2 separate regions of the Homo sapiens genome follow, and region 2 is linked to region 1. Evidence: read pairs that join two places in POLR2A ChIA-PET (ENCODE). Cell type or tissue: Caco-2. All regions are shown on one strand. Each heading gives the region's core, and the rest is flanking DNA. Links, peaks and the distances in the headings are about the cores only. Region 1 holds the start of GPNMB (glycoprotein nmb). Region 2 overlaps TRA2A (transformer 2 alpha homolog).

The links. Peaks named below come from ENCODE experiments on the same cell type or tissue, not always from the same donor. Only the 100,000 strongest peaks of a DNase experiment are listed, where the experiment ranks them.
Region 2: POLR2A ChIA-PET joins it to region 1 with 6 read pairs; 3 of 35 experiments call an interaction of 5 or more read pairs at or near these places.

Annotation. Positions count from the first base shown.
Region 1 is chr7:23,242,463-23,258,022 of GRCh38, forward strand. GPNMB (glycoprotein nmb) reads left to right here and starts at 4,313. Exons shown (of 11, transcript NM_002510.3): 1 at 4,313-4,465; 2 at 10,845-10,997; 3 at 11,707-11,850; 4 at 14,430-14,603. The coding sequence starts at 4,396. RefSeq lists an enhancer at 5,765-5,884. In Caco-2, for the core only: no CTCF peak of the experiment used is centred there; no DNase peak of the experiment used is centred there.
Region 2 is chr7:23,492,215-23,507,774 of GRCh38, forward strand. TRA2A (transformer 2 alpha homolog) reads right to left here. Exons shown (of 8, transcript NM_013293.5): 5 at 15,206-15,321; 6 at 13,924-14,052; 7 at 13,532-13,599; 8 at 12,566-13,355. The coding sequence ends at 13,345. Among named protein-coding and RNA genes, the nearest start is that of IGF2BP3, 30 kb to the left of the region's middle. In Caco-2, for the core only: no CTCF peak of the experiment used is centred there; a DNase peak (open chromatin) is centred at 5,097.

The sequences.
Region 1 (15,560 bases), core at 5,519-10,518:
GAAATCCATGACTCTGATTATGACATGTAAAAACGCCCACATTGGGACAGGGCAGTCACATGAGCTGTCTCTCTTTTTGAACTGATTCCTCTACCTGTAGTTTGTTCTTGCCTTTCTGTTCTGCCAAATATCAAAGCTTTGTTTCAACAAGTCTGTAACCTGTGAGAGGTACTTTCCATCACTGCTTCCATCACATGCTTTCTTTAAAAATAGAATTTGTTGAGCTGGTGCAATGGTGTGCACCTGAAATCCCAGCGACTTGAGAGGCTGAAGAGGGGGAATTGCTTGAGCCCAGGAGTTCGAGTCCAGCCTGGGCAACATAGTGAGACCTCATCTCTAAAAATAAAAATTAAAAAAAATTGTTTTTACCATGTCGTCTGCTGTATAACTGTGCTAGACAGAATAATGGTCCCCGAAGACTTCCACATCCTAACCCCCAGGACCTGTAAATGTGTTATATGGCAAGGAGCAGATGAAGGTTGCTAATCCGCTGGACTTAAGGCAAGGAGATGATTTCAGATTATCTAGGTGGGCTCAGTATAATCACAAGGGTCCTTGTGAGTGGGAGAGGGAGACGTGGGAATCAGTGCCAGAGGGCTGCCAGAGACAGAGGGGCCAATGAGACAGGAAATGTGGGCAGCCCCTAGAAGCTGGAAAGGCAAGGAAATCAATTCTGCCCTAGAGCCGCCCTGCCAACACTGTGATGTTAGTTCAGTGAGGCCATTTCACACTTCGGCTTCCAGAAATGTAAGATCATAAATTTGTGTTGTTTTCAGACTCCAAGTTTCTGACCATGTGTTGGGAGAAAAGGATCTTAACTAATTTTTATGATCTTGCTTACAAACACCAGTTTAAATTGAGCAATTCCTAAAATTAAAGATGTTAATTCCTTTTTTTCTTTCCCTGAAAAACTAAGGAAAAACATTTTGGTAGGAGAGTAATTTCAAAGCTTAGTAAATCTGGAGACAGTTCAAATACCAGTTTAAACTGAGCAGTTCCTAAAATTAAAGATGTGAATTCCTTGGCAGCCTGCCGGGATTCCTGGGTGTGCCTGCTGCCTGCCATTTCGAAGGTCTCCTTTGGGGTGGCTGCCTCAGTCCTCACAGCTCAAGCATCGCTCCTCAAGTCGGGACTGTGGCCACCAGGAGGAGTGTCAGAAGCCAAGAGAAGGCAATTTGGGGCATTTCTCAAAAGTTGACTATTCTGGTCGGGCGCGGTGGCTCACGCCTGTAATCCCAGCACTTTGGGAGGCCGAGACGGGCGGATCACGAGGTCAGGAGATCGAGACCATTCTGGCTAACACGGTGAAACCCCGTCGCTACTAAAAATACAAAAAATTAGCCGGGCGAGGTGGTGGTCGCCTGTAGCCCCAGCTACGCGGGAGGCTGAGGCAGGAGAATGGCGTGAACCCTGGGGGGCGGAGCCTGCAGTGAGCCGAGATCGCGCCACTGCACTCCAGCCTGGGCGACAGCGAGACTCCGCCTCAAAAAAAAAAAAAAAAAAAAAAAAAAAAGTTGACTATTCTTTGCTTTCCTCCACATCATTTCCGAACAGAGTAATTGTATCTGTAATTCCAGATAATTGAGATGTTTCCCTTTTCATTTCTCAATTGCCTTAAGGCGAGTTGATTAGCAACCTTCATCCCCCCAGCCATATAATATATTTACCAGACCTGGCAATTAGGATCTGAACGGAACAATTTTTCTTTCTTTTCTTTTTTCTTTTCTTTTCTTTTCTTGTCTTTTCTTTCTTTCTTTCTTTCTTTCTTTCTTTCTTTCTTTCTTTCTTTCTTTCTCTTTCTTTCTTTCCTTTCTTTCTCTTTCTTTCCTTCCTTCTTTCTTTCTTTTCTTTCTTTTTCTTTCTTTCTTTCTTAAGAGATGAAGTCTCACTACATTGCCCAGGCTGGACTCAAACTCCTGGGCTTAAGCAATCTTCCCGCTTCAGCCTCTGAAGTCACTGGGACTTCAGGTACACATCAGTACACCAGCTCAAAAAATTATTTCAACAAAATATTTCAAACTTTCTTTACAGTATAATTTTATCTTTCCAAAACAAACAAACAGGCTTGAGAATATTCTTTACCCAAAATGGCCCTGTCTCTGAGTCCTACATAGAGTTAACTACTTTATATATTATCAACCATTGATTATCAAGAAACAGATTATCCAACTTGTAGTTCTTTGGAATGAAGATCTTTCTCTTGTTCTCTTATTCACCTCTGTCCAGCTGCCTACATTTTGACTCTTGTCCTATCAGTGCCTCTTCTCTTTGATGGTGCAGGGAAGGAAAAAAGACATAAAAGTTGATTTGATCATTGTGTCTCCCTAAACAAAACGAAGGTTTTGTTACAGAAGAATTTAACACTTCCAATTTATTTAGAGACGGGGTGGCTAATCTGGCTAGAAATATGAGCCAGAACTGTGTCTGCAACAAAGGACAAAAATATCTTTAAAAATGTTAATAGTAGCTTTTCCTTAAATTGAAAAGGTGTTTTTTTTTAATTGTAAAAGTTATGTGTTTGTCATAAAAAGCAAATAGTGCTGTAGGCAGCTGAGGTGGGAAGATCACTTGAGGCCAGGAGTTCAAGACCAGCCTGGGCAGCATAGTGAGATTTTTGTCTCTACAAAAAATAAAAAGCAAATAAAAAATTAGCCGAGTGTGGTGGTGTGTGCCTGTAGTCCTACCTACTTGGAAGGCTGAGGTGGGAGGATCACTTGAGCCTAGGAGTTCAAGGCTGCAATGAGCTATAATCATGCCACTGCACTCCGGCCTGGGCAACAGAGTGAGAGCCTGTCTCTAAAAAAAAAAAAAAAAAAAGTTTTTAAGTAATTTAAAAAGCAAATAACTATATACATTATTCGCTTTACATTACATGAAACTAATAAGTATTTCCATTATTCCTTTATTCATCAATATTTGAAAATTGTTTCAGTCATGAATAATGTGTTCCTTTCGTTGTTTTCCCCTTCATATTTGCTGCAAAGGCTGTAAAAGGCACTCTACAGAGTTGTTTGCCGCCTTAGGGATGGAAGTCAGCCACTCCTGCTGTATGGATTTTAGTTTCATAGGCTATTTCCATTCCTCCTTGACACACTGAACCATAAATCAATACCCCAAGTTTTACCCTCACCTGCAACCAAGGTTTCTACTGCACTGAAAATGGCCATGTGAATGTGAGTTTGAGAAAGGTCACATATGGTAAAGTTTTCATGTTGCCACATTTTCTGCATACTCTGTAACCAGGAATGATTTGACTGTATAAATTTATCTTACAGACACACTTGTTTGTACATTTAATGCCTGCTTTCTATAATATGAAAAAATACACAGAACGTTTTATGCAATTGGCTCTGAGTAATGCAACACATAAATGCTTTGAGAGCAGTTACCAAAAATTATGCAGGTTATTACAAAAGTTATATGGAATTGCACAGATATTCTAAATGTGCTTTTGAGTAAATTTCTCAGCTACCAGAGGCCTGGGCAGCTGTTTCCAGCACATCCTGGCACAACATTCATGTTATCATCCACTTATGTATTCCACAATTTCAAATGATTGATAAGACACCTCCCCCATCTTTGCTTCCTCTTGGAGGAAAAAAATATACAAGCAATCACGAGCACAGGAGCAGGTGGACAACTACATCTTAGGAAAGGGTGCGTAACTGTGAACTCTAAACGTGAGCTGGGTGCCTGATGCAGTATAGGAACCACAGTAAGTCGATAATCAGTGAGGCTGGAGGATTGAAATTTTATTTGGTAAAGAATATTGAGCCAGGCGCGGTGGCTCATGCCTGTAATCCCAGCACTTTGGGAAGCCGAGGCGGGCAGATCACAAGGTCAGGAGATCGAGACCAGCCTGGCCAACATAGTGAAACCTGCCTCTACTAAAAATACAAAAAATTAGCCGGGCATGGTGGCGGGCACCTGTAATTCCAGCTACTCAGGAGGCTGAGGCAGGAGAATGGCTTGAACCTGGGAGGTGGAAGTTGCAGTGAGCTGAGATCGTGCCATTGCACTCCAGCCTGGGAGACAGTGTGAGACTCCATCTCAAAAAAAAAAAATGAATATTGAAATAGAGTCTATAGGAAAAAAACTCCTTGAATCTAGTAAATGTGGAATCACAAAATTGAAATAATGTGCATCTGAAAAGTGAATAAATAGATGCCAAGAAGGAGTGAGTCATAAGCACATGAGTTGTAAGAGGTTGAACTTGAGAGACCAGATCAGGCAGTGCCGCTTAATACCATCACATGATCCTCCCCGAGGCCCTGTATTTAATTAAAATAGAGAGGGAGGCACCACAGATGCCAGAAGAACACTGTTGCTCTTGGTGGACGGGCCCAGAGGAATTCAGAGTTAAACCTTGAGTGCCTGCGTCCGTGAGAATTCAGCATGGAATGTCTCTACTATTTCCTGGGATTTCTGCTCCTGGCTGCAAGATTGCCACTTGATGCCGCCAAACGTGAGTAACCCTTAATTTCTATGTTTAACCCATTCTCTGGCCATTGGCTGAAATGATGGCTAATAATATCCTCTGAACTAGAGGTTGGACTGAAGTTCTTCAGGAAGCTTTCATCTCTGGCTCACTCATCTCTTCTTCTGCAAACTGTTGGGAAGGCTGAAACTACAGCAAAATGCCTCCAGCTCCATTCTTTGCTTTCGGCTCATGGAAAGTAAAAACTATGCTGCCCTTCTCTTGTGAAGCTTCTTTTCCATTGCAATTGCAACCCATTCTTGCCAGACAGTGGTTGGGGGAGGGTTGGACAGCCTCCGGCCACAGAACAAAGCAACTCCACCAACTAAACTATGTCCAGCTTCCATCCAAAAGGGTGGAGACCTCACATGAAATGGGGTCTCCAATCTGGAGGCAAATTTACGAATCTCCCCAGCCCTGAAGCTATTGCTCCTCCTGCGGGGCTTCCTCACAGACCTGCAGGAGCTTGCTGGGAGAGGAGCTGAAGCCCAGGCTCTCTACCCTGGTCAGGCAGGAGAGGCCAGGGCATTTTTAACAATACTGATACCCACGCAATGAAACCGGAATCTTTGGGAGTGGGGTCAGAGGATCCTTGTTTTAAAAGTTCCTCTTGGGATCTGCCTATGCAGCCAGGGTCCAGACCACTGAAGCAGTGTGCAGATTCGCGAGAGGAAGAGAGCTGAGCCGCTGTAACCCTGGGCCTGGGATTGCGGGGACGGGACGGGTGGGAAGCGGCCAAAGGCGCAGCGGCTTCTGGTCAGAGCCGCAGAGGCCTGAGACGTGGGCCGCGCCCCGGCCCAGGAGACCCCGCGGCCGCGCCCTAACCCTCAGTCTCCCGACTGCGACTGCGACCCGGGAAAACGCCTACGTTTTTGGAAAGGAAGTCCCATCACAGGGAGCTGACCCGGTGTCAGCGCGCAGCACGTTCCCGGCCCGCAGTGCGCCGCGCGTCCTCCTAGCAGCCCGCGGAGCCCGGCACTGTGATGGTCCCGCTTCCCACACGAGGCCACGGGCCACAGAGTGGGCAAGGAACTCGCCCCAAGCCACACAGCGGGTAAGTTGAGGAGGCAGCCTTCCATCCCGACCTCTGTCCTTCCTGCCCGGGTTTGGGGTTGGACAGGCTCGGGCTCCCCGCCAGCCTAGGGGCTGGGTCTCCAGTGGCTTTGCTCCATTTCCTCATTTCCTTCAAAACGAGGAGTTTTCGTTTCCTCATTTGCAAAACTGGGTAATTGTGTTCTTGTGAGATCAGCTGCTTGGCGTGAGAGACGTGCATGGTGGGGATTGTTCCTACGGAGGCAGACCTGCACCCACCCTCAGGATACCTCCCAGGACAGGCTACTTTAAAGACGAAGGAACACAGAATAGACCCGATGGGGGACACCTGCTATTATTCCACCCTCTTTCACCAGTCCACTTCGCTCTGCTCAATAAAACAGATTAGCAGGAGGCCGAATCAGCGCTGTCAGCTCGAGAGGAGTCCTCAGCCTCTTGGGCAGTGTAACAAAACCCAGCCATTCACCAGGTTCACCTTGCTCTGGACTAAATATTCTGCCCAGAAAAAAATAAGGGCAGGCAGAATGTAGCAGTGTATCAAGCACTAAAGATTTCCTACCATTTTCCATTCGTAGCCCTGAAGGAAGGAGAAAGTGTGGACAAGGTAGGTGGAGGCAGCCCAGCCACCACCTCTCTGCTGGTGGACACAGCAAGGATGCCAAAGTGTGGAGGCAGAGTCGGCTGCAGCACTGGGTGCGACCTCAAATTTACCTTCACATTGATTGCCCCCAAAACCCACCCCCACAGGCTTTTATTTTTCTTTTAAAATCTGCTTACTATTGGGTTTTTTTTTTTTTAATCAATTTTTTTAGAGACAGGGTCTTACTCTCACCCAGGCTGGAGTGCAGTGGTGTGATCACAGCTCACTGCAGCCTCCAACTCCTGGGCTAAAGGTGATCTTCCACCTCAGCCTCCTGAGTAGCTGGGACCACAGGCACGTGCCACCACACCCAGATAATTTTTGTATTTTTTGTAGAAATGGGATCTTACTACATTGCCCAGGCTGGCCTCAAACTTCTGGGCTCAGTCCTCCCTTGGCCTCCCAGAATGCTAGGACTACAGGCATGAGCCACCTTATCCGGATGGGTTTATTTTATTTTTTAAATTTTTGTAGAGACAGGGTTTTGCCATGTTGCCCAGGCTGGTCTGGAACTCCTGGGCTCAGGCAATCGCCCACCCTCAGCCTTCCAAAGTGTTGGGATTACAGGCATGAGCCATTGCATCCGGCCTTTATTTTTAAATTCAACTTTTTATTGTGAGGTATTTATAGATTCACATACTGTTGTAAGAAATAATACAGAGAGATCCCCATGCACCCTTTACCTGGTTTGCCCCAGTGGTATCATCATGCAAAACAGGACATCACAGCCCAGATATTGACATTGATACAGTGAAAACACAGCAGAGCTCCATCACCAAAGTATTCTCATGGCTATAGATGTATAGCCAAATCTACTTCCCTCTTTCCAAACCTCACCCAGTCCCTGGCAACCACTAATCTGGTTTCCATTTTTATCATTTTGTAATTTCCAAAATTCTATACAAATGGAATTATCCAGTATGTAACCTTTTGAGATTTGCTTTTTTTAAAACCCAACATAATTTCCTGGAACTTTATTGATTTATTGAAGTAACTGCATCAATAGTTTGTTCCTCTTTGTCACAGAGTAGTATTCCATGGTATGGATGTACCACAGTTTGCTTAACCATTCACCCATTAAAGGACATCTGGGTTATTTCAATTTGGGCTATTATGAATAAAGCTGCTATAAATATTCATGTGCAGATCTCTGTGAGAATATCAGTTTTGTTTCTCTGGGATGCATGCCAAAGGGTACAATTTCTTGGTTGTATGATAGTTGCATGTTTAGTTTTGCAAGAAACTAACAGAGTGGCTGTACCATTTTACATTTCCACTAGTAATGTGTGAGCAATCCAGTTTCTCTACATCCTTGCAAGCATTTGATGTTGTCACTGCTTTTTAGTTAGGTCTTACTGATAGGGATATAGTGATATTTCACTACTGGCTAATGATGTTGAATATCTTCTTGTGTGTTTATTTGCCATGAGATGAATGAAATGGTGAAATATCATTTCATTAATTTTTACCAATTTTTCTAATTGAATCCCGTGGTTTTCTTATAGTGAGTTTTGAAAATTCTTTATATATTCTAAATACTAGTCCTTTATTGGAAGTGTAGTTTACAAATAATTTCTCCCAGTCTGTAGCTTGCCTTTTCATCCTCTTTCATGTCATGTTTCAGAGAGCAAAGGTTTTTTATTTTAATGAGTTCCAATTTCCTGTTACGGGTTGTGTTCATGTCAAGTCTAAGAATTCTTGCCTAGTCCTAGATCCTGAAGATTTCACCTATGCTTTTTGCTTTTTTACAGCACCATATGTTGAAAAGGCTATCTTCCCTCCATTGGCTTGTTTTTGCATCTTTGTCCAAAATCAAGCCAGGCACTGTAGTGCTTGCCCGTGGTCCTAGCTAATCGGAAGGCTGGGGCAGGTAGATCACTTGAGCCCAGGAGTTTGAGTCCAGCCTGAGCAACATAGTGGGACCCCCATCTCTTCAAAAAAAAAAAAATTAGTAGAGCATGCTTGTGTGGGTCTATTTCTGGATTCTCTCTTCTATTCCATTGACCTATGTGCCTATCCCTTGTAACTCTCCTTTTAAGTTTATACTTTTCCTGGGCTTCTGACATTTAAAATCGGAAGAGAAATCTGCGTTTTGATTATGTTCCTGGAAACAATAACTTTCTTTCAAGATCTGAGGAAGAGGAAGACTCTCTGGAACAGTGGAAAGAACTTGTCCTTGTCCTGGGAATCAAAAGATGTGAATCTTGATTTCTACTAAAGATGACCCTAGGTGAATCATATCATTTCCCTAGGCCTGAATTTCTTCATATATAAAATGAAGGGATTTGAACTAAATAATCTTAGTTCTTTTCATATGACTCAAGTGAATTTCCAATTACAAATACTTATTGATAAACACAAATGTCCTCCCCTCACTTAATGTCTATTTCCAAATAGGAGCAATCTCATAGAATCACAGGACATTTGGCTTTTGTCAGATGTGAAGGCCCAGAGAAGACACATGGCCTGAGGTCACACATCCTGTTTAATAACAGAACCAAGGCTAGAAAACATGTTCCATGACTCCGACTTTGCTGCTCTTTCCCATTCTCTCTGCCTCCTGGAGAAGAAGGGAACGTGTTGCTCCCTTCTCCTACCAGAGAAGAGGAATAGAAGGAATAGGTCAGAGACATGCATCCAATATGGCTTCTCTGAGCACCCACTCAATACCACACCTCATGGAGGATCTCTCCCAGGATTTAAGAGAAGAACAAGACAGAGTTTCTCTCCTCCAAGAGTCTATAGCCAGGCCAAGACATAGAACCACAGAAATTAATGGGAGAACAATTTAAGACCATTGGCTGAGGAATACAGATAATTGAGCTTTGGGCTGTAACAAAATAGGTTAAGACATTTATTATCTTAGTCAGTCCCGAGGTAAGCAAGACTAGAGCAACAGCCCAACAGTTTCATTGAAGGCTCCATTTCTTTTCATCTTTCCACTCTGACACCCTTAATGTGTTAGCTGTTTCCTCAGATTTGTGTCCTCATAGTTAAATATGGCTGCCATAGCTCTGGGCATCACATCATTACACTACCATCTCCAAAATCAATTCTGAGGAGGAAAAAATTGAGTTTGTTCTCACATATCTCTTGTTATAAAGGAGGAAAACCTTTCTCAGAAGTTCCCAGAAGACTGCTTCTCAGCTCTCACTGGCCAGGATCAAATCATCTATCTGCTCCTGCCCAAATTGTAAGGAAAACTAGGAAGTGATACTCTGGAATTTTGAACTGTTAGAGTAGAAACTCTGCCAGCAAGGGGAAAATAGGAGGAGGCGTGCAGGCGGGAAACAGCTTCTTGGAGGCAACCAACCAGTCTGCTACAATTCTCAAAAGAAAGAGACCATGTGACCACCAGACTGGTCAGGCAAGGCAAAATTGCAGACACTAACTCAAGATTAGAAAGATTTTTAAAAGAACTGTAATATTACAAACCTAGAGCAACCACTCAGAACAAAGTAAGTGAAAGAGGTATCACTAACAAGCTAGTTGTAGAGATAAAATGGAATCCAAATGTAACTCCAAAGAGTACAGGAAAAGAAGGAAAAAAGAACAAGTGGAACAAATAGAAAACAAATAACAAGGTAGTACACTTAAAATTTCATCATATTGATCATTACATTAAATGTGAATTATCTAAACCCTGCAACTAAAAGGCAGAGATTGCCAGACTGGATTTTTAAACATCCAATTATATGCTTTCTATGAGAAACTCACTTCAAATATAAAAATGCAGACAGGTTTAAAATGTAAGGATGAGTAGAAACATACATCAATCTGAACATTTTTTAAAGTAAAAGAATGGAAAAAGATATACCAGTTAAACACTAAGCATTCATATCAAAGTATTCTTTAGAACAAGGGATATTACCAGGGATAAAGAGCATCAATTCTTATTGAGAAAAGGGTCAGTTCATCAAGAAGCTGTAACAATTCTAAATGTATAGTATGCACCTGACAACAAAGCTTCAAAATACATACAGCAAAAACTGGAAGAAGAAACAGGCAATTGGAAAAACCACAATATAGTTGGAGATTTCAAGATTTTTCTCTCAGTAACTCAAATAACAAGTAGAAAATCAGTAGGAACACAGAAAATTCAAAAAAACACTATCAACTAGCTTGACATAAATGACATTTAAAAAGAAAACACTCTACCCAACAAATGTAGACTACACAAAGTATATGGAACATTCACCAAGACAGACCATTAAAAAGCTGTTTATCAGTAAACTTCCTGGTACTAGTACGTGTCGCTTGGAATCTTGAAGGCATTCCTGAGCCTGGCATTCCTTTAGCCAAGTGAGTAGTTCAGAATGGGAAAAAAAAATGCAAAAATCTGAAGATTATTGGCATCAGTGTTTTCCTAATAATATTGTATCAAATTTAAATATTCAGAGGATGTGTATTGAGAAGCCAAGTGATGGCTAAAAAATATTGACTTTCAAAATTTTTCTTTGATTCATTTAAAGTTCATAAAGACATAGGGTCTGAATGCTTGTAATCAAGGTATTTCCAGGAGACTTCCTTTAAAAAACAAAGCACCCTCTGTTTACTTGATGCACTGAATATATTATGTATGTGCTTTTCAACAGTAAGAAATAAAAAGTTTCTTTAACCACTGTGAGGTGATTACTAAATGAAGAATGGAATTTGTTTCGAATATTGATACAGGATTTCATGATGTGCTGGGCAATGAAAGACCTTCTGCTTACATGAGGGAGCACAATCAATTAAATGGCTGGTCTTCTGATGAAAATGACTGGAATGAAAAACTCTACCCAGTGTGGAAGCGGGGAGACATGAGGTGGAAAAACTCCTGGAAGGGTAAGTCAAAAGATTCAAACCAAACACCTGCAATTTCCTACTTCAGTAAGTCTTGTAGATGGTAAAGCCTTTTAGATCACACGGCTCACGTCATTTCCACGAATGACAGTGCTCTCATTACCAAGTGGGGAGGCACCTGGACTTGGCAATATTTTCTTTAGCCCAACACTATCACTTCCTAAACCACAAGTAATCTCCTTAGAAATTTCCACATTGGTAGCTCTTGGAATACTTTTGAAGGGTGAGCAGATTTAGCTTTAAACCTATTTAGCCAACCTGGGAATGATCATCTTCAGAAACCCAGTCACCCCAAAGCCATTTTTACTGTCTCAAAGGTGTGGCTTATCAGAAACGGAAAATCTTTCTTTTTAGATAAAAGAATGCATCCTTCAGCCATTGGTTTCGAGATTTAAAAATGCAGACTTCTAAAACTTGTCTCCTTAACCCAACAGAGCTGATTTGTTTTATTATCATAGGTAAATGTTCTTGCTGTGATTAGAGAATTCTTAACTGGTCTGATTTATTTTTTAATTTATCTTCTAGAGTGTTGTACTCTGAAAGCTAAAGTGAGGAATACAAAATATAAATTTAATATATTATAAAGAGGCATATGGGTCCTCTGGTCCTTATTAATAAAGTTAGCTCTAAATGTTTATGAACGAAAGGAAAAAGATGCTGGATCATCGAGCCCCACTTTTTTATACCCTAGGAGGCCGTGTGCAGGCGGTCCTGACCAGTGACTCACCAGCCCTCGTGGGCTCAAATATAACATTTGCGGTGAACCTGATATTCCCTAGATGCCAAAAGGAAGATGCCAATGGCAACATAGTCTATGAGAAGAACTGCAGAAATGGTAAGAACACAGTATTCTCCTAAACTACTGGAGACCCAGTTTCTAAACCTTAATGATCACAGGTGCTTCTGTAAGTGCCAGATGCTGATCTCATCCCTTGCCACTGCACTCCATGAGCTGGATGACAGAGACAGTGAGTGTGTGGTCCTACCCAGTGCCTTCATCAACATCAACGTCAGCCAGACCTACTGCAGCAAACCAGTGGCTCTCCCTTGCTTGGAGCCCTCTTCAAAAGCCACATCACCACCTCCTGCTTTTCCTTAGTGTCCAGTTGACTGGACAGAGAATACCTTGCTGAGTCTCAGATTTTGCTTTTATTACTTGGAACTCTTTTGGCTACTCAAAGAATAGCCAATTTGACAGATGTTTGCTGATCAGTCTAATTTAGGCTGACAAGGATTTCTCAAGCAAATGCTGTGTAGCTGGCGCAAATGCTAAAATGTGTATATTTTGGTTTTGCTTTGCTCTTAGTGAAAGAAATAAGCTCTCTATCTATGTTAAAGAGGACCAAAGGTGCAAATACATCAAGGGAAATTATCTTGTCAGAATGGTACATGCTCAAAAAACGGAGTTAATGGCCGGATACCATGGCTCATGCCTGTAATCCCAGCACTTTGAGAGGCCGAGGCAGGTGTATCACCTGAGGTCAGGAGTTCAAGACCATTCTGGCCAACATGGTGAAACCCCATCTCTACTAAAAATATAAAAATTAGCCAGGCGTGGTGAGATGGAGTCTTGCCTTGTCACCCAGGCTGGAGTGCAATGGCGCGATCTTGGTTCACTGCAGTCTTTGCCTCCCGGGTTCAAATGATTCTCCTGCCTCAGCCTCCCAAGTAGCTGGGATTACAGGCACCCACCACCATGCTCAGCTAATTTTTGTATTTTTAGTACAGACGGGGTTTCCCCATGTTGGCCAGGTTGGTCTCAAACATTTGACCTCGTGGTCCGCCCGCCTCGGTCTCCCAAAGCGCCGGGATTACAGGCGTGAGCCACCGCGCCCAGTCAGCATTTGTCTTTCTATGCCTAGCTTATTGCACTTAACATCATGGCCTCCAGTTCCATCCATGTTGCTGCAAACGATGGGATTTAATTCTTTTTATGACTGAGTAATATTCCATCACATTTTCTTTATCCATTTATCTATTGATGGATACTTAATTTGGTTCCATATCCTGACTATTGTGAATACTGCTGCAACACAGGAATACATACATCTCTTTGATGGATTGATTTCCTTTCTTTTGTATATATTCCCAGCAGTGAGATTGCTGGCTCATATGGTAGCTCTATTTTTAGTTTTTTGAGGAACCTCCATACTGTTTTCCATAGTGGTTGTACTAATTTACATTCCCACCAACAGTGATATACTGTTGGTGATTTGTATGACTTTTTTGAGAAATTGTCTATTCAGATCTTTCAGCCATTTTTGATTAATTTTTTTATTGATACATGATAATCATACACATTTCTGGGCTATGCGTGTTATTTTGATACATGCATACAATTTATGGTGATCAAATCAGGGTGATTGGGATATCCACCTCAAATATTTATCATTTCTTTGTGCTGAGAACATTCCAAATCTTTCTCTTTTTTTTTTCTTTTCTTTTTTGAGACAGAGTTTCACTTTGTCACCCAGGCTGGAGTGCAGTGGCACAATCTTGGCTCACTGCAACCTCCACCTCCCAGGTTCAAGCAATTCTCCTGCCTCGGCGTCCCAAGTAGCTGGGATTATAGGCGCATGCAGCATGACTGGCTAATTTTTGTATTTTTAGTAGAAACGGGGTTTCACCATGTTGGCCAGGCTGGTCTCGAACTCCTGACCTCAAGCGATCCGCCCATCTCGGCCTCCCAAAGTGCTGGGATTACAGGTGTGAGCCACTGCACCCAGCCTAAATCTTTCTTCTAGCTGTTTTGAAATATACAACAAATTGTTGTTAACTATAGTCACCTAGATTCAACAATTTTAGCACTTTGTCATAACTGCTTCTTTCCATATATCTATAATCATATGTAGATATAAGGATAGCTATATATATCTATCTACATCTAGAGACAGAAAGAGGGATTTTAAAAATCATTTAAAGCATCAAAAATAGCCAAATATACAAACCTTGATTGGGGTGATAATGGTGTCAGGGCTATTTAGGACAATGCTCTTATTCTTAGACATGTGTGCCGGAGTCTTTATGAATAAACAGTCATGATGTCAAGTGTGTCAGGAAAAAAACCTACAGAAAGAGGTGTGTCAAAATAAAAAGATAAAGTATCTCTGATTTGAATAGGATTGTGACTTGAAAACCCGATAGGAAGAAAAATACATTAAATGATATCTCTACATTGGATTTTTCTGAATAATTGCTTTGTATAAAACCTTCATTGAAATATAACAAATTCAGAAAAGTGCACAAGTCATAAGCATACTATTGGATGGATTCTACATATTAAGTGTTTAGTTGTCTAACTACTTTTAAACTAGTTATGAAAAAAATACGAAAAAGTGTTTAATTCAGTGATGCATGCACATTGGGTTTTCTGAGCCTAGATAACACTCATGGCTGGTTTCTATCTCTGTTTAGAGGCTGGTTTATCTGCTGATCCGTATGTTTACAACTGGACAGCATGGTCAGAGGACAGTGACGGGGAAAATGGCACCGGCCAAAGCCATCATAACGTCTTCCCTGATGGGAAACCTTTTCCTCACCACCCCGGATGGAGAAGATGGAATTTCATCTACGTCTTCCACACACTTGGTTGGCTTTTACAAACCCCTAAGCTTCTTCTTTACCTTTCCTTAAAATTTCAACCTTCTCTTTTCTTACTCTATAATTGAGAATGATAACACAGAGAGTTAATAACAGTCACCCTGCTAACTTTCCTTAGCATGAGTGAACAGTGAGAGATAAAAATGAAATCTTGGTTAACCTTGCCAAATCTCCAGGACACCGAAGAGTTAAAAAGAGAGAAAAACAAAAAGATTAAGCTCTTTTTCAAAAAAACAAAACCACTTAATTTTTTTCTACCTAAAACCATAACAAGAAAAAATGCTAACACTTATTTATTTGAATGGCACATGGAGACCGGGCATGTGGCTCACACTTGTAATCCCAGCACCTTGGAAGGCGGAGGCGGGTGGATCACCTGAAGTCAGGAGTTCAAGACCAGCCTGGCCAACATGGTGAAGTCCCGTCCCTACTAAAAATACAAAAATTAGCCAGGTGTGGTGGTGCGCACCTGTAATCCCAGCTACTCAGGAGGCTGAGGCAGGAGAATCACTTGAATCCGGGAGGTGGAGGTTGCAGTGAGAGGAGATTGAGCCATTGCACTCCAGCCTGGGCAACAGAGTGAGACTCCATCTCGAAAAACAAACAAACAAACAAAAAACAGAATGGCACATTGATGAGCATTCATTGATTGATTCTTTAGTTTTTTTATGTTCTCTAAAGAATTTTTAAGATTTAAAGAAGCATGTGCTATTTATTTGTAGGAAATCCTCAGAAAAGGTACAAATAAAAAATAAAAATTATCCATAATTAATACCAGAGATTATAATTGTTAATTATTATGGTGTTTTCTTTGCTAGTATTTAAGATCATTATTAAGATCACATACACATTTTTGCTTACTATCATTAGCATTTGATGATATGATTTTTTTAATTTTTATACATTGTTTTAATGGCTGCACGATATTTCATTGTGTACAAATAA
Region 2 (15,560 bases), core at 2,993-7,992, 250 kb after region 1:
AGATTACAGGCATCAGCCACCATGCCCAGCCAGGAACACCTTTTAGAATCTGATGGAACCACTTAACTTTCCTTAGAAAAAATACACACAAGGCCGGGGGCGGTGGTTCACACCTGTAATCCCAGCACTTTGGGAGGCTGAGGCGGGTGGATCACTTGAGGTCAGGAGCTTGAGACCAGCCTGGCCAACATGGAGAAACTCCATCTGTACCGAAAATACAAAAATTAGCCAGGTGTGGTGGCGGGCGCCTACAATCCCAGGTACTCTGGAGGCTGAGGCAGGAGAATCGCTTGAACCCGGGAGGCAGAGGTTGCAGTGAGCCGAGATCGCGCCACTGCACTCCAGCCTAGACGACAGAGCGAGACCCTGTCTCAAAAAAGAAAAGAGAGGGAAAAAAAAAACAAAATCACAAATGCAAGCACATCAAGTTCTGAATATATGTTCAAAGGGTAATGATCTCTTAAAGTTTATCCATTACCTCCTAGCCATGGACCCTAGGTTAAAACCCATTTCCTTAAACTAGGTACTCTAAAGAATATCTTATTTTAGAGGGGATACAATCATTAGAAAGTTGGATTAGACAATTTTAAGACATTACTCAACCTAGAGATAGCTACATTACTAAAAAGAAAAAAAAAGCAGAAAGATTGACTACGTCTTTTTAATTTTGTTTTGTTTGTTTTTGAGACAGTCTTGCTCTGTTGCCCATCCTGGAGTGCAGTGATGTGATCTCAGCTCACCTCAACCTCTGCCTCCTGGGTTCAAGCAGTTCTTCTGCCTCAGCCACCTTGAGTAGCTGGGATTACAGGGGCATACCACCACGCCTGGCTAATTTGTTTGTTGTAGAGATGGGTTTCACCATGTTGGCTAGGCTGGTCTCAAACTCCTGACCTCAGGTGTTTCACCTGCCTCGGCCTCCCAGAGTGCTGGGATTTCAGGCATAAACCACCTCACCCAACCCAATAAATAACTTTTAGCAATCTTCCCACACCTTAAAATTAACTCTAATTGCATTTTACTGTGGAAATTGTAGAGCATTTTCTAAATCTCTCTATAGACTAAAGGCCATAGAACGAAAATTGTTTCACTAAAGGCCGTAGAATGAAAATTGTTTCACTAAATAAAATTTTGGTTACGGCCAGGTGCGGTGGCTCACTCCTGTAATCCCAGCACTTTGGGAGTCCGAGGTGGACGGATCACAAGGTTAGGAGTTCAAGACCAGCCTGGCCAATATGGTGAAACCCTGTCTGTACTAAAAATACAACAGTTAGCCGGGCGTAGTGGTGGGCGCCTGTAGTCCCAGCTACTGGGGAGGCTGAGGCAGGAGAATCACTTGAACCTGGGAGGCAGAGATTGCAGTGAGCTGAGATCATGCCACTACACTCCAGCCTGGGTGACAGAGCAAGACTCCATCTCAAAAAATAATAAATAAATAAAAATAAAAATTTGGTTAGCACTTTGTTTTCTCATGACACACATCTGTCATCTAAAAGTACAGTAGGCTGGGTGCAGTGGCTCACACCTATAATCCTAACACTTTGGGAGGCCAAAACGGGAGGATGGCTTGAAACCAGGACCAGTCTGGGCGACATAGAAAGACCCTGTCACTACAAAAAATTGAACAATTAGCTGAGAGTGGTGGCAGCACCTGTAGTCCCAGCAACTCCGAAGGCTGAAGAAGGGGGATGGATTGAGCCCAGGAATTAGAGGCTGCAGTGTTTTGTTTTGTTTTTGTTTTGAGACAGGATCTTGCTCTGTCACCCAGGCTGGAGTGCAATGGCACCATCTCGGCTCACTGCAGCATCCAACTCCTGGGTTCAAGCAATTCTCCCACCTCAGCCTCCCGAGTAGCTGGAATTACAGAGGTGCACCACCATGCCCGGCTAACTTTTGTTATTTTTAGTAGAAACAGGGTTTCACCATGTTGGCCAGGCTGGTCTCAAACTCGTGACCTCAGGTGATCCACCCACCTCGGCCTCCCAGAGTGTTTGCATTACAGGTGTGAGCCACCATGCTCGGCCGAGGCTGCAGTGTTATGATCACACCACTGCATTCCAGCCTGGGCAACAGCGCGAGACCTTGTCTCCCAGTAAATAAATAAAAGTAGAGTAAGCCTTAGTTTACGGAGGGCTTAATTTAGTTAACTTTTACTTAAAATAGAATTTAACATTCTTTTTTTTACACCAATTCAGTCTGTCTTGAAAGTCAATTCATACAATTGACTTAAATATACTCGGTACTAAAGAAGTTCTAAGAATAACTTATATGGAAAGATTTCTGCTTTGTAGCTGTCAAAGTAGATTACAAATTAATGTATCCTTTATTGGACTTGTGCTACAGAAAAAAATGATGTAAACCCTGTGTACATTTAATCAAAACATTACAATATTACTCTCAAAGTGGTGGATTTTTTGTGTTCAAAGGAAGATTTTGTTTAAAAAAAGTCAATTTTATGTGTATTAACTAAACCTCAATAAATCTGATTTTAAAGAGACGCATAGCTGGGTCCGGGGGCTCATGCCTGTGATCTCAGCACTTTGGAAGGCCGAGGCAGATGCATCACTTGAGTCCAGGAGTTTGAAACCAGCCTGGGCAACATGGCGAAACCCTGACTCTACAAAAAATATACGAAAATGAGCTGGGCATGGTGGCACACGTCTATAGTCCCAGCTACTTGGGAGACTGAGGCAGGAGGATCAATTAAGCCTGAGAGGTGGAGGCTGCAGTGAGCAGAGATCCCACCACTGTACTCCAGCCTGGGCAGAGAAAGACACAGTCTCAAAAAAAGAAAAAAGGGAGGGGGATAGCCAGGCACAGTGGCTCACGCCTGTAATCCCAGGATTTTGGGAGGCCGAGGCCGGTGGATCACCTGAGGTCAGGAGTTCAAGACAAGCCTGGCCAACATGATGAAACCCTGTCTCTACAAAAATACAAAAATTAGCTGGGCGTGGTGGTGCGTGCCTATAATCCCAGCTACTCGGGAGGCTGAGGCAGGAGAATTGCTTGAACCCAAGAGGCGGAGGTTGCGGTGAACCAAGATTGCACCACTGCACTCCAGCCTGGGCAACAGAGCAAGACTCTTCTCAAAAAAAAAATGGGAGGGGGATAGAAGAATGGCTAACAAATGATTGTATAATTCCCTACGATTGAAAATGAAATTATCTTTCAAATCATGTTTTAAAAAGAGTTTTAAAAATGGCTGGGTGTGGTGGCTCACGCCTATAATCCCAGCACTTTGGGAGGCTGAGGCTGAAGGATCACCTAAGTTCAGGAGTTCGAGACCAGCCTGGCCAACATGGTGAAACCCCATCTCTACTAAAAATACAAAAATTAGCCGGACGTGGTGGCATGTGCCTGTAATTCCAGCTACTCAGGAGGCTGAGGTGGGAGAATCACTTGAACCTGGAAGGCAGACGTTGCAGTGAGCCGAGATTACACCACTGTACTCCAGCCTGGGCAACAGAGCGAGACTCTGTCTCAAAAAAAGAATTTAAAAAGAAAAACCCCAGATCATGGCTTGTATTTAGTTATCATGTCTTTTCAGTCTCCTTTAATCTGCAATATTCCTGTCTTTAACTTTTATAATATTGAAATTTTTTAAGCTCCCAAGTCAGTTATTTTAGACTGCTTCTCTTTTGGGGGGTATCTGATTTTTTCTGATTATAGCAGTGATTATACTTATTTTTTGTGAAATATCACCAATGTCTTTAGTGCATCAGGAAGCACATGATATCCATTATTCCCATTACTGATGATATTAACTTTAATCACATGGTTTGATATGCCAGGTTTCTCCAGTGTAAAATTACAAAGTTTTTTTGTTTGGTTTTTGTTTTTGTTTTTGTTTTGGAGATGGAGTCTGGCTCTGTCACCCAGGCTGGAGTGCAGTGGCGTGATCTTGGCTTACTGCAACCCATCTCCCAGGTTCAAACAATTCTCCTGCCTCAGCCTCCCGAGTAGCTGGGACTACAGGGGCATGCTGCCATGCCTGGCTAATTTTTAAAAATATTTTTAGTAGAGGCAGGGTTTCATTGTGTTGCCCAGGCTGGTTTCGAACTCCTGAACTCAGGCAATCTGCCTGCCTCAGCCTCCCAAAGTGCTAGGATTACAGGCGTAAGCCACCACGCCTGGCCCAAAGTTTTTTCTTATTTGTAATAGCTTGTGAAGATATATTTTCAGATTATATAAATTCCTTGTTATTCCTTTTTTTTTTTTTTTTTTTTTTTTTGAGACGGAGTCTCACTCTTGCCCAGGTTGTAGTGCAGTGGCACGATCTTGGCTCACTGCAACCTCCGCCTCCCAGGTTCAAGCGATTCTCCTGCCTCAGCCTCCCAAGTAGCTGGGACTATAGGTGTGTGCCACCACACCCGGCTAATTTTTTATTTTTAGTAGAGACGGGGTTTCACCATGTTGGCTAGGCTGGTCTTGAACTCCTCACCTCAGGTGATCCACTGGCCTTGGCCTCCCAAAGTGCTGGGATTACAGGTGTGAGCCACCACGCCTGGCCTATTCCTGAAATTTTTATGTACTAGTTTTAGTACCAATCAGAGTCTTGCCTTATCAACTATTATTATCATGGTTGCCAAATAACATATAGTTTTTTTACATTTATATATTAACCCACCTATAATTTGTATTGTTGTAATATTGTATGAAGCAAGAGTCTAAATCTATTTTCTTCCAAATAGCCATATACCATTCTTTACTGATCTGTCATTTTCCCATAAAAATAAAATGCTACCTTTATCATTTAAGTATGTATGTTTTCTTTCCTTTTTTGAGACAAGGTCTCATTCTGTCAGCTAGGCTGGAGTACAGTGGCACAACCATGGCTCACTGCAGCCTGGATCTCCCAGGCTCAACTTACACCTCATCCTCCTAAGTAGCTAAGACTACAGGTATGCACCACCAAACCCAGGTAATTTTTTATTTTTTGTAGAGATGGGGATCTCAGTATGTTGTCCAGGCTAGTCTTGAACTCCTGGGCTCACGTGATCCTCTTGCGTTAGCCTCCCAAAGTGCTGGGATTACAGGCATGAGCCACCACGCCCAGCCCATGTAAGTTTTCATAGGTACTTGGATCTAGTCTGGACTCTATTCCTGATTGTTTATTCATTTCTAAGTACATTCTTCCATGTGACCTTTGGTACTATTTCATTGAACTCCCCGCCCCCAGCCCCAAATCTTGTAGGGACTACTATAAACTGTTTAATAAGAACTTTCCCCTTCTGTGTGGGAATTTGGCCTTTCATTAAATTTCTAGTTGTTTCTCTGGCACCCTGATAAGGCTAGTATGTCAACTGTGTTACAACATTGCTTGTGGTAAAAATGATTTGACTGGTAAATTGCGTCTTCACTGGGAGAAACTAAAGTATCCAATGGAGACCCTACATCTTAAGTGCAATGACATAAGAGGCATATGTCTCAGGAAGCTTAGAAGCTATGCCTGTGGGTAACAGGTCATAAAACTTTTAAAACCAGGTGTCTTGTGCACTTGCGTGATGTGGATCTCACATCTCAGACCTAAGTTGTATTGCTGCGTGAACTGCTACAAGGATCCCTGTGGAATGCCTGGCACTGCCCTACTTGCTGCATCCTATCCTGTATTTTTCTAAGTGAATATGCCAAATGTGGACTAACGGTTTTCTAAGTCTGAATGTTTAACTTAAGACACCCTGCTGAACATAGCATTCTCACTCTAACTCCGTGAAGTGCACAATAATATACATTTGAAGGTAAGGATTGAAATATTTATAGTACTAGGTTTTCCCATACAGTAATATGAATTCAGGATACATACATAAAAGACAACAAATGTTTTTCATTTTCTTCATTTGAGCTTTGCACTTTAATAACAAATTTAGTAATTTGTTATTAAAAAATAGTATAAACTCTAAATTACCTTAAGAACAACCAAAGCATACAAATCGTACTTTAAAATGTTAAATTTTGGCCAGGCACGGTGGCTCATGCCTGTAATCCCAGCACTTTGGGAGGCCGAGGCGGGCAGATCACGAGGTCAGGAGATCGAGACCACCCTGGCTAACACGGTGAAACCTCGTCTCTACTAAAAATACAAAAAAATTAGCTGGGCTTGGTGGCGGGTGCCTGTAGTCCCAGCTACTTGGGAGGCTGAGGCAGAAGAATGGCATGAACCTGGAAGGCAGAGCTTGCAGTGAGCCAAGATCACGCCACTGCACTCCAGCCGGGGCGACTGAGTGAGACTCCGTCTCCAAAAACAAAAACAAACACAAAAAACAAAAACAAAAAAAGTTTTATTAAAAGTTTGATTACAAATATATGTGTATGCCTTTACAAAGGTTTGAAACTTTGCCTACATTCATTGTTGAAGGAAATGCTACATTTCAGCTGGAAGTTTGTGAAAATAATGTATCAATAGCTTTGTTAGTATTTGAAAATAAATCCAGCTGGGCATGGTGGCTCACATCTGTAATCCCAGCAATTTGGGAAGCTGAGGTGGGTGGATCACGAGGTCAAGAGATCGAGACCATCCTGGCCAATTGGTGAAACCCCATCTCTACTAAAAATACGAAAAAAGTAGCTGGGAGTGGTAGCGCGCGCCTGTAGTCCCGAGCTACTCGGAAGGCTGAGGCAGGAGAATCGCTTGAACCCGGAAGGCAGAGGTTGCAATGAGCTGAGATTGCGCCACTGCACTCCAGCCTGGGCCTGGCGACAGAGTGAGACTCCATCTCAAAAAAAGAATATAAATCCATATCCCTTTTAAGTTTTTAAAAAAGAACATTTTCCATTGTGACTTTTTTTTTCTTTTTCTTTTTTTTTTTTTTTTGGGACAGAGTTTCACTCTTGTTACCCAGGCTGGAGTGCAATGGCGTGATCTCAGCTCACTGCAACCTCCACCTCCCGGGTTCAAGCAATTCTCCTGCCTCAGCCTCCCGAGTAGCTGGGATTACAGGCATCAGCCACCATGCCCAGCTAATTCTGTATTTTTAGTAGAGACGGGGTTTCTCCATGTTGGTCAGGCTGGTCTTGAACTCCAGAGCCCGGGCGATCTGCCTGCCTCGGCCTCCCAAAGTGCTGGGATTACAGGCGTGAGCCACCACGCCCAGCCTATTGTGACATGTTTGCACTTGATATTCTTGTGAATGTCAAATAGAATGGTTAACTTATCTGACATTATCAGGGATCCCAGTGTTCCATATCAATGAATTTTCTTTTTTTATTTGGAGACAGAGTCTTGCTGTGTTGCCTAGGCTGGAGTGCAGTGGCATGATCTCGGCTTACTGCAACTTCCGCCTCCCAGGTTCAAGCCATTCTCCTGCCTCAGCCTCCCAAGTAGTTGGGACCACAGGCGCATGCTACCACACCCGGCTAATTTTTTGTATTTTTAGTAGAGACGGGGTTTCATCGTGTTAGCCAGAATGGTCTCGATTTCCTGACCTCGTGATCCGCCTGCCTTGGCCTCTCAAAGAGTTGGGATTACAGGCGTGAGCCACCGCACCCCACCATAAATGAATTTTTAAGGCAACTTAAGCACCAACACTTTAATGATAATTAAACTGCCATTTTTCTTCCCTCATTACACAGATTACTAAAAGTGATTTTTAACCTTTGTTAGGGTTGTCACGATTATTTTCAGCCTAGATCCCTTCTGTCACACTGCCCTTACACTTTAGCTCTTTAAATTACTCCTCTATCCTCATTCATCTATGCAAATATTTACTGGACATCTACTCCATGCCAGGCACCATTCTGTGCAGCAGTCACAAAGCAAGGAAGTTACCTCATTGGTTACTTAATCATTTTACAACTTTCAAATTGCAGAGTACACCAGGAACAGTTATGTAGCAACAAACTACATATATGTGGATTTTTTTTTTTGATATACATACTTGAAACTATACCCATTAAACACTAACTCCCCATTTCCTCTCTCTGTATATACTTTGAATTTTTCCTAATGATTGCAGCCATACTCCGTAACAGTCTAAAACTAGTACCTCAATTACCCATGTATCCATTCTCTCACCTCTGACGGGTGAATAGGATAGTCATTTTAAAATAATTTTGTGTTGTAAATAATTGAGTATATAAGCTTATTTTCCTTTGTATAACTCCATCTTTTTTTTTTTTTTTGAGACAGAGCCTGGCTCCATCACCCAGGCTGGAGTGTAGTGGCACCATCTTGGCTCACTGCAACCTCCACCTCCTGGGTTCAAGCAATTCTCCTGTCTCAGCCTCCCAAGTAGCTGGGACTACAGGCGCCTGCCACCATGCCTGGCTAATTTTTGTATTTTTAGTAGAGACGGGATTTCACCTTGTTGGTCAGGTTGGTCTCGAACTCCTGACCCCAGGTCCACCAGCCTCGGCCTCCCAAAGTGCTGGGATTACAGACATGAGCCACTGCGCCTGGTAACTCCCATCTTTTTTTAAAAAATAAAAAAAGGCCTCCCCCACATTTATTTATTTATTTCAGATAGAGTCTTGCTCTATTGCCCAGGCTAGAATGCAGTGGCATGATCTCAGCTCACTGCAACCTCTGCCTCCTGAGTTCAGGTGATTCTCCTGCCTCAGCCTCCTGAGTAGTTGGGATCACAGGCATCCCCAACCATGACCAGCTAATTTTTGTATTTTTAGTAGAGACGGGGTCTCGCCATGTTGGCCAGGCTGGTCTTGAACTCCTGACCTCAGGTGATCTGCCAACCTTGACATCCCAAAGCGCTGGGATTACAGGCATGAGCCACTGTGCCCAGCCTTGTTTTCTATATTCATTACTCCTATGGATGTTACACTTCTTTTTTTTTTTTTCCAATTATTGAGCAGCTTCCCTAGCCAGAGTATGCTCAAAGACTCCTCCCCTGATCTTTTAATGTCAATAAGTATCTGAATTGTTTCATAGAATAAAAATATGCACTAGTTTTGACCATTTGATTCATTTAATTTTAACTTAATTGGGAGGGAAAAAGAAAATTCATACTAAAAACCCAAAGCATTAAGTGTGACATCAGGGATAGGAATACATTAAAATGCTGGGCTTTTAATTGCCACAGCAAAGCAATATGTATTTGTGTGTAATAGTTCAAGTTGCTGTGCAATTCAAACTGTTCTCGGTGGCTCATGCCTGTAATCCCAGCACTTTGGGGGGCCAAGGTGGGTGGATCACCTGAGGTCAGAAGTTCGAGACCAGTCTGGCCAACATGGTGAAACCCCATCTCTACTAAAAACACAAAAATTAGCTGGGTGTGGTGGCACATGCCTGTGATTCCAGCTACGGGAGGCTGAGGCAGGAGAATCACTTGAACCCGGGAGATGAAAGTCGCAGTGAGCCAAGATCGTGCCACTGCACTCCAGCCTGGGCAACCCATAGCGCAAGACTCCGTCTCAAAAAAGAAAAAAAAAGTTCTAACATTGATAAGCAATGACAGCCTAAACAAGCAAGGGCCAGGCTTGGTGGCACACAGATCTACTCTTGAGGGCAAAGCAATAGGGTTGCTTGAGTGCAGGAGTCCTATGATCATGTGAGTAGACACTGAACTCCAGCATAGGCAACATAGTGCCCAGCATAAAACTGTTTTATTGGTTTTATGAATGTTCATCTTACCTCCTCTCTCCACAGATTACCACTCCACAGGGTAACTACTATGAGGAGATTGGTGTATATTCTTTTTTTTTTTGAGACGGAGTCCCCGTCTGTTGTGCAGGCTGAAGTGCAGTGGTGCCATCTTGGCTCACCGCAACCTCCGCCTCCTGGGTTCAAGTGATTCTCCTGCCTCACCCTTCTGAGTAGCTGGGATTACAGGTGCCCACCACCATGCCTAATTTTTTTTTTTTTTTTTTTTTTTTTAGTAGGGATGGGGTTTCACCATGTTGGTCAGGCTGGTCTCAAAATCCTGACCTCAGGTGGATCCACCTGCCTTCGGCCTCCCAAAAGTGCTGAGATTACAGGCGTGAGCCACCACGCCCAGGCTGGTGTATATTCTTTTTTTTTTTTTTCTTGAGACTGAGTCTTGCTCTGTCACCCAGGCTGGAGTGCAGTGGCGTGATCTCGGCTCACTGCAAGCTCCGCCTCCCGGGTTCATGCCATTCTCCTGCCTCAGCCTCCCGAGTAGCTGGGACTACAGGCACCCGCCACCACGCCCAGCTAATTTTTTGTATTTTTTAGTAGAGACGGGGTTTCACCATGTTAGCCAGGATGGTCTCGATCTTCTGACCTCGTGATCCACCTGCCTCAGCCTCCCAAAGTGCTGGGATTATAGGCGTGAGCCCGGCCCCTGGTGTATATTCTTATAGATCTTATTCTATGCACAAGATTATAATTTAAAAGCCAAATACTCTGCTGGACGTGGTGGCTCACACCTGTAATCCCAACACTTTTCGAGGCTGAGGGAGGTCAATTTGTTTGAGCCCAGGAGTTTGAGACCAGCCAGGGCAACATGGCAAAGCCTCTTCTCTACAAAAAAGTACAAAAATTAGCCAGGCATGAAGGCGTGCGCCTGTAGTCCCAGCTACTTGAGAGGCTGAAGTGGGAGAATTGCTTGAGTCTGGCAGTCGAGGCTGCAGTGAGCTGTGATCCCACCACTGCACTCCAGCCTGGGTGACAGAGTGAGACCCTGTCTCAACACAAAAACACCAGAACGTTTCACACAAGTGTTTCTGGGAAGACAGACTGCAGGTTTTTCAGATTTTTTTTTTAGGGCTCCAGGACCTAAATAAGATTAAGTGGGAACCACCGTTGTAAGAAGTTAGAGAACCAACAGCAGCAGTTTTTCTTACCCGCCAGTTGAAAACACTTATATCTTTGAGATGGAGTTTTGCTCTTGTTGCCCAGGCTGGAGTGCAATGGCATCATCTCAGCTCATTGCAACCTATGCTTCCCAGGCTTAAGAGATTCTCCTGCCTCAGCCTCCCAAGTAGCTGGAATTAAAGGTGTCCACCACCATGCCCAGCTAATTTTTTTTGTATTTTTATTAGAGATGGGGTTTCACCATGTTGGCAAGGCTGGTCTTGAACTCCTGACCTCAGGTGATCCACTCACCTCAGCCTCCCAGAGTGCTGGGATTACAGGTGTGAGCCACAGTGCCCGGCCACATTTAGATCTTAATAGTAAACAGAAAAAGTGGAGGTCCAGAAATATCTAAGCTTTTATTTCTATTTTGAGTAGTTATGCTCAAAATAACTTTCTGTCTCAGCATCCCTAGTTGTGACTACAGGTGCACACTACTGAGCTCAGCTCCCTAGTCACAAAATATACTTAAAAAGGACAGGACTTTCAAACAGTAAATTTTTTTTTTTTTTTTGAGATGGAGTCTTGCTTTGTTGCCCAGGCTGGAGTACAGTGGTGCTCTCTGCAACCTCTGCCTCCCAGGTTCAAGTGATTCTCCTGCCTCAGCCTCCTGAGTAGGTGGGACTACTGGAACCCACCACCATGCCTGGCTAATTATTTTGTATTTTTAGTAGAGACGGGGTTTCACCGTGTTAGCCAGGATGGTCTCAATCTCCTGACCTCGTGATCCGCCCGCCTCAGCCTCCCAAAGTGCTGGGATTACAGGTGTGAGAGCCACTACGCCCAGCTGCCCAACACCTTTTTTTAAAGGTCACTTGAAACACCCTCTTCTTCTTTTACATTACAGTTATTTAAGTGTGTTTCCTACTGGAATATATTTAGACTTCTTAAGATATTATCTACCTATAGGCCGGTCGCAGTGGCTCACGCCTGTAATCCCAGCAATTTGGGAGGCTGAGGCGGGCATATCACGAGGTCAGGAGATCGAGACCATCCTGGCTAACATGGTGAAAACCCTCTACTAAAAATACAAAAAATTACCCGGGCGTGGTGGTGGGTGCCTGTAGTCCCAGCTACTTGGGAGGCTGAGGCAGGAGAATGGCGTCAACCAGAGAGGTGGAGCTTGCAGTGAACTGAGATCACGCCACTGCACTCCAGCCTGGGCAACAGAGCGAGACTCTGTCTCCAAAAAAAAAAAAAAAAAAAAAAAGTAGGCCGGGTGCAGTGGCTCACGTCTGTAATCCCAGCACTCTGGGAGGCCAAGGCATGTGGATCACAAGGTCAGGAGATCGAGACCATCCTGGCTAACACCGTGAAACCCCGTCTCTACTAAATACACAAAAAATTAGCCGGGCGTGGTGGTGGGCGCCTGTAGTCCCAGCTACTCGGGAAGCTGAGGCAGGAGAATGGCGTGAACCCGGGAGGCGGAGCTTGCAGTGAGCCGAGATCGCGCCACTGCACTCCAGCCTGGGTGACAGAGCAAGACTCCGTCTCAAAAAAAAAAAGGTATTAGCTACCTATCTTTCCTTCAGCATGGTGCTGGTACTGAATATTCTCAATATTTACAATTCGGTCTCCCCCAAAAGAGAAGAAAAACAAGGGTTTTAAAAGAACCAAAGAAAAGACAAGGAATAACATTCTAGTGTAAGAAAAAATATTTTTAAAAATGAGAAATATTGGGAAGTTAAAACTCAGGATGGGTAAACTTTCATATAAATACACACTGGGGGGATGTGAGGGAAAAGGAAGGACCAGTTCCTCAATCATATTTCTCCATGGTACCACAATAAAGAGACAATCCCATTTTCAAAGAAATTAGCTTTTATTTGAGACTACTTTTCCCCACATGTATCTTTTAAGAATTCTATGCTATGTGATAACCTGCTTATCCACTGTCCCAATACCAAAATTTCTAACAGCGAATTATACAACTGCTCTAGGTAATAAATAAGGGTTGTCCTTCACTGATTAAGGGAATAAACTTCAATAAACTTAACAACAACAAAAAAAATCACACTTTAGTTTTTAAGTTTTAACAGATGTATTTCAAATACAGCATGTTTTACAGGAGTTCACAAGCTTTTCATCTCTAAAAAAAAACTTTCAACTACCTGACTGTTCCATTCCACCCCAGACAAACCTGACATGACTGAACTACTTCATGTGTTACTTTCCCAAAAATAAAGTTAAAAAAAAAAAGGAACTCATGATAAATGCAGATCTCTAATACAGTATCTAACACAAAAGAAGCTTTAAAAAGACAGTTTCTTTCCTTATTTGATTAGCTAGAAGTTTATCTAGGTAAAAGCAAAAAAAAAAATTTACAAAGCATAACATAACATTGGGGTTCTTTTTATACTCAAGATGTTTAACTGTTCAAAATGACAACAATTACATCTTTTAAGAGTATAATAAAATGGGTGGAAAACAGCAACACAACTGACAAAAGTGTAGATGCTAAATAAACCAAAGTTTTTTTCTTAAGGAGTAGGAAGAATCCACAGCTTGGGGAAATCTCAGAATTAAAAAAAAAAAAAAAAAAAAGAGGAAAAAAAATGTCCTTAATTGCAACCATTCCGTTATCAATAGCGTCCTAAAAGAGAAAAAGCAAAAAAAAAAAAAAAAAAAAAAAGTTAACAATTATAGTTTAATTTGCCTCATATTTTTCCAACTATTAACTGCCACCTTCCACCTTATACTCTAATATTCTAAAGTAAGCCATTAATTAGAAATGAGGTTTTTTATGCTACAAAAGTAAAGTTCACATACTTGGGCTGTAGGAACGAGATCTTGATCGTGATCTATATCGACTATAATAAGGAGAAGGTGATCGTCTTCTGTAAGAAATGAAAGATTACTTAGCATACTATATAATCACTCCACTGAGGCAGATGAAAATAAAAATTCCTCATCATTCAAAATAATAATGTACCTAAGGTGATAACTACTTAATATTAAGTTCTCTTTCTGCCAATGAGACCAGAAAAGTATATAGCACAACAAAATACTGACATATACAGACTGCTAACTTCTGCTCCCAAAGGCGTCATATATGATCTATTTTAAAAATCAAGTTTTTATTCATATGTATCCAACATAAAAGTGCCAAGTAACACTACTATCATCTAATTTAGAACAGAAAGCTCAAGTTAAAACATTACCTGTATCGGTAATCATAGTCTTCATATCTGTCATACCCACGATCATATCCTCTATCATAGTAAGAATCTCGACGTCTGCCACCACCTCCACCTCCACCGCCGCCGCCTCCTCCACCACCCCCACCACTACTGCAGAAAAATGTAAAAATTCTCCATTAGTGTGAATGACTATTTTCCAGGACACTTTAATACAAATTGAATGGCTTAAAAAAGAGAAAAGTGAGGAAGAACATCCCTTTCATGAGAAATTGCCTCCGTATCTCATTTTACTGACTCCCATGGTATTCTGGTTTGCCTTATTCCCTACATACATAATCAAGAAGGGCTTCACAAAACTCTCAAAACTATTAACTGCTTTTCTACTAATGCACTGCCCAAATTAAAATCTTTTCAACAAATTGAAACGATGAAGCACTGTGTTGAGCAGCAGTATAAAAATGCTAAGATGCATTCCTACTGCTAAATGAGACTGGTAAATAAATAAATAAATGAATAAAAGGTGTATCCCTGTGACTAAAAGGCAATAAACACCAAGAATTTTTAAGTAACTCTGGACACCAAAGAGAATACCAAGGAATGACTATATTCCTTCTTTTATTCCCAAGAAATACCTCTGTGAATACTGCCTTTGGTTGTATATTTTATTTTTATTTTTTGAGACGGAGTCTTGCTCTGTCGCCCAGGCTGGAGTGCAGTGGTGCGATCTCGGCTCACTGCAAGCCCTGCCTCCGGGGTTCATGCCATTCTCCTGCCTCAGCCTCCTGAGTAGCTGGGACTACAGGTGCCTGCCACCATGCCCAGCCAATTTTTTGTATTTTTAGTAGAGACGGGGTTTCACCGTGGTCCCGATCTCGTGATCTCGTGATCCACCCGCCTCGGCCTCCCAAAGTGCTGGGATTACAGGTGTAAGCCACTGCGCCCGGCAAATGAACATCGTGAGCCAGCCAGGAGGGTTGTATATTTAAAAACATTATCAAAACCCCTACTTATGTTTTTTTTCTTTTTTGAGAAAGAGTCTCACTCTGTTGCCCAGGCTCACTGCAACCTCTGCCTCCCAAGTTCAAGTGATTCCTGTGCCTCAGCTCCCGAGCAGCTGGGATTACAGGCATGTGCCACCACACCTGGCTGATTTTTTATTTTTTTTTAGTAGAAGCAGGGTTTTGCCATGTTGCCCCTTGCCAGAATCAATTCTAATTATAGGAAAAAAGTTTCTGAGTAATCAAAATTTTGCACATATTTCTGGTGGATTTCATAGTTTAGCTTAGGAAACTTGAACTCTTACTGAGTTGGTCTGCCCATGTAGATGCCTGGTGTTGGTGTGTGCGCTCTCTTGGTTATAGAATAATCCACCCGAATTCTTCTACCATCCAGCTCCATTCCATTTGCCCTTTCCATAGCCTATAAAGAACAGGCACAAAAAGTCACGTATAATTCACCAGTCTTGAAGTAATCATTACTTAAAATTAAGCACAAAGTATATGTAATCCAAATAAACTCCTGATTTTGAAAATGACAGCAATGTAGCTTGTACAGGGCATTGTATAGACAATTCTAGACCTCAACAATGTCCAGAACACATTTAAATTTACTCAGCAGAAAGAGTAGTTAATAAACTTTCCCAAATAATTTTCCAGTTC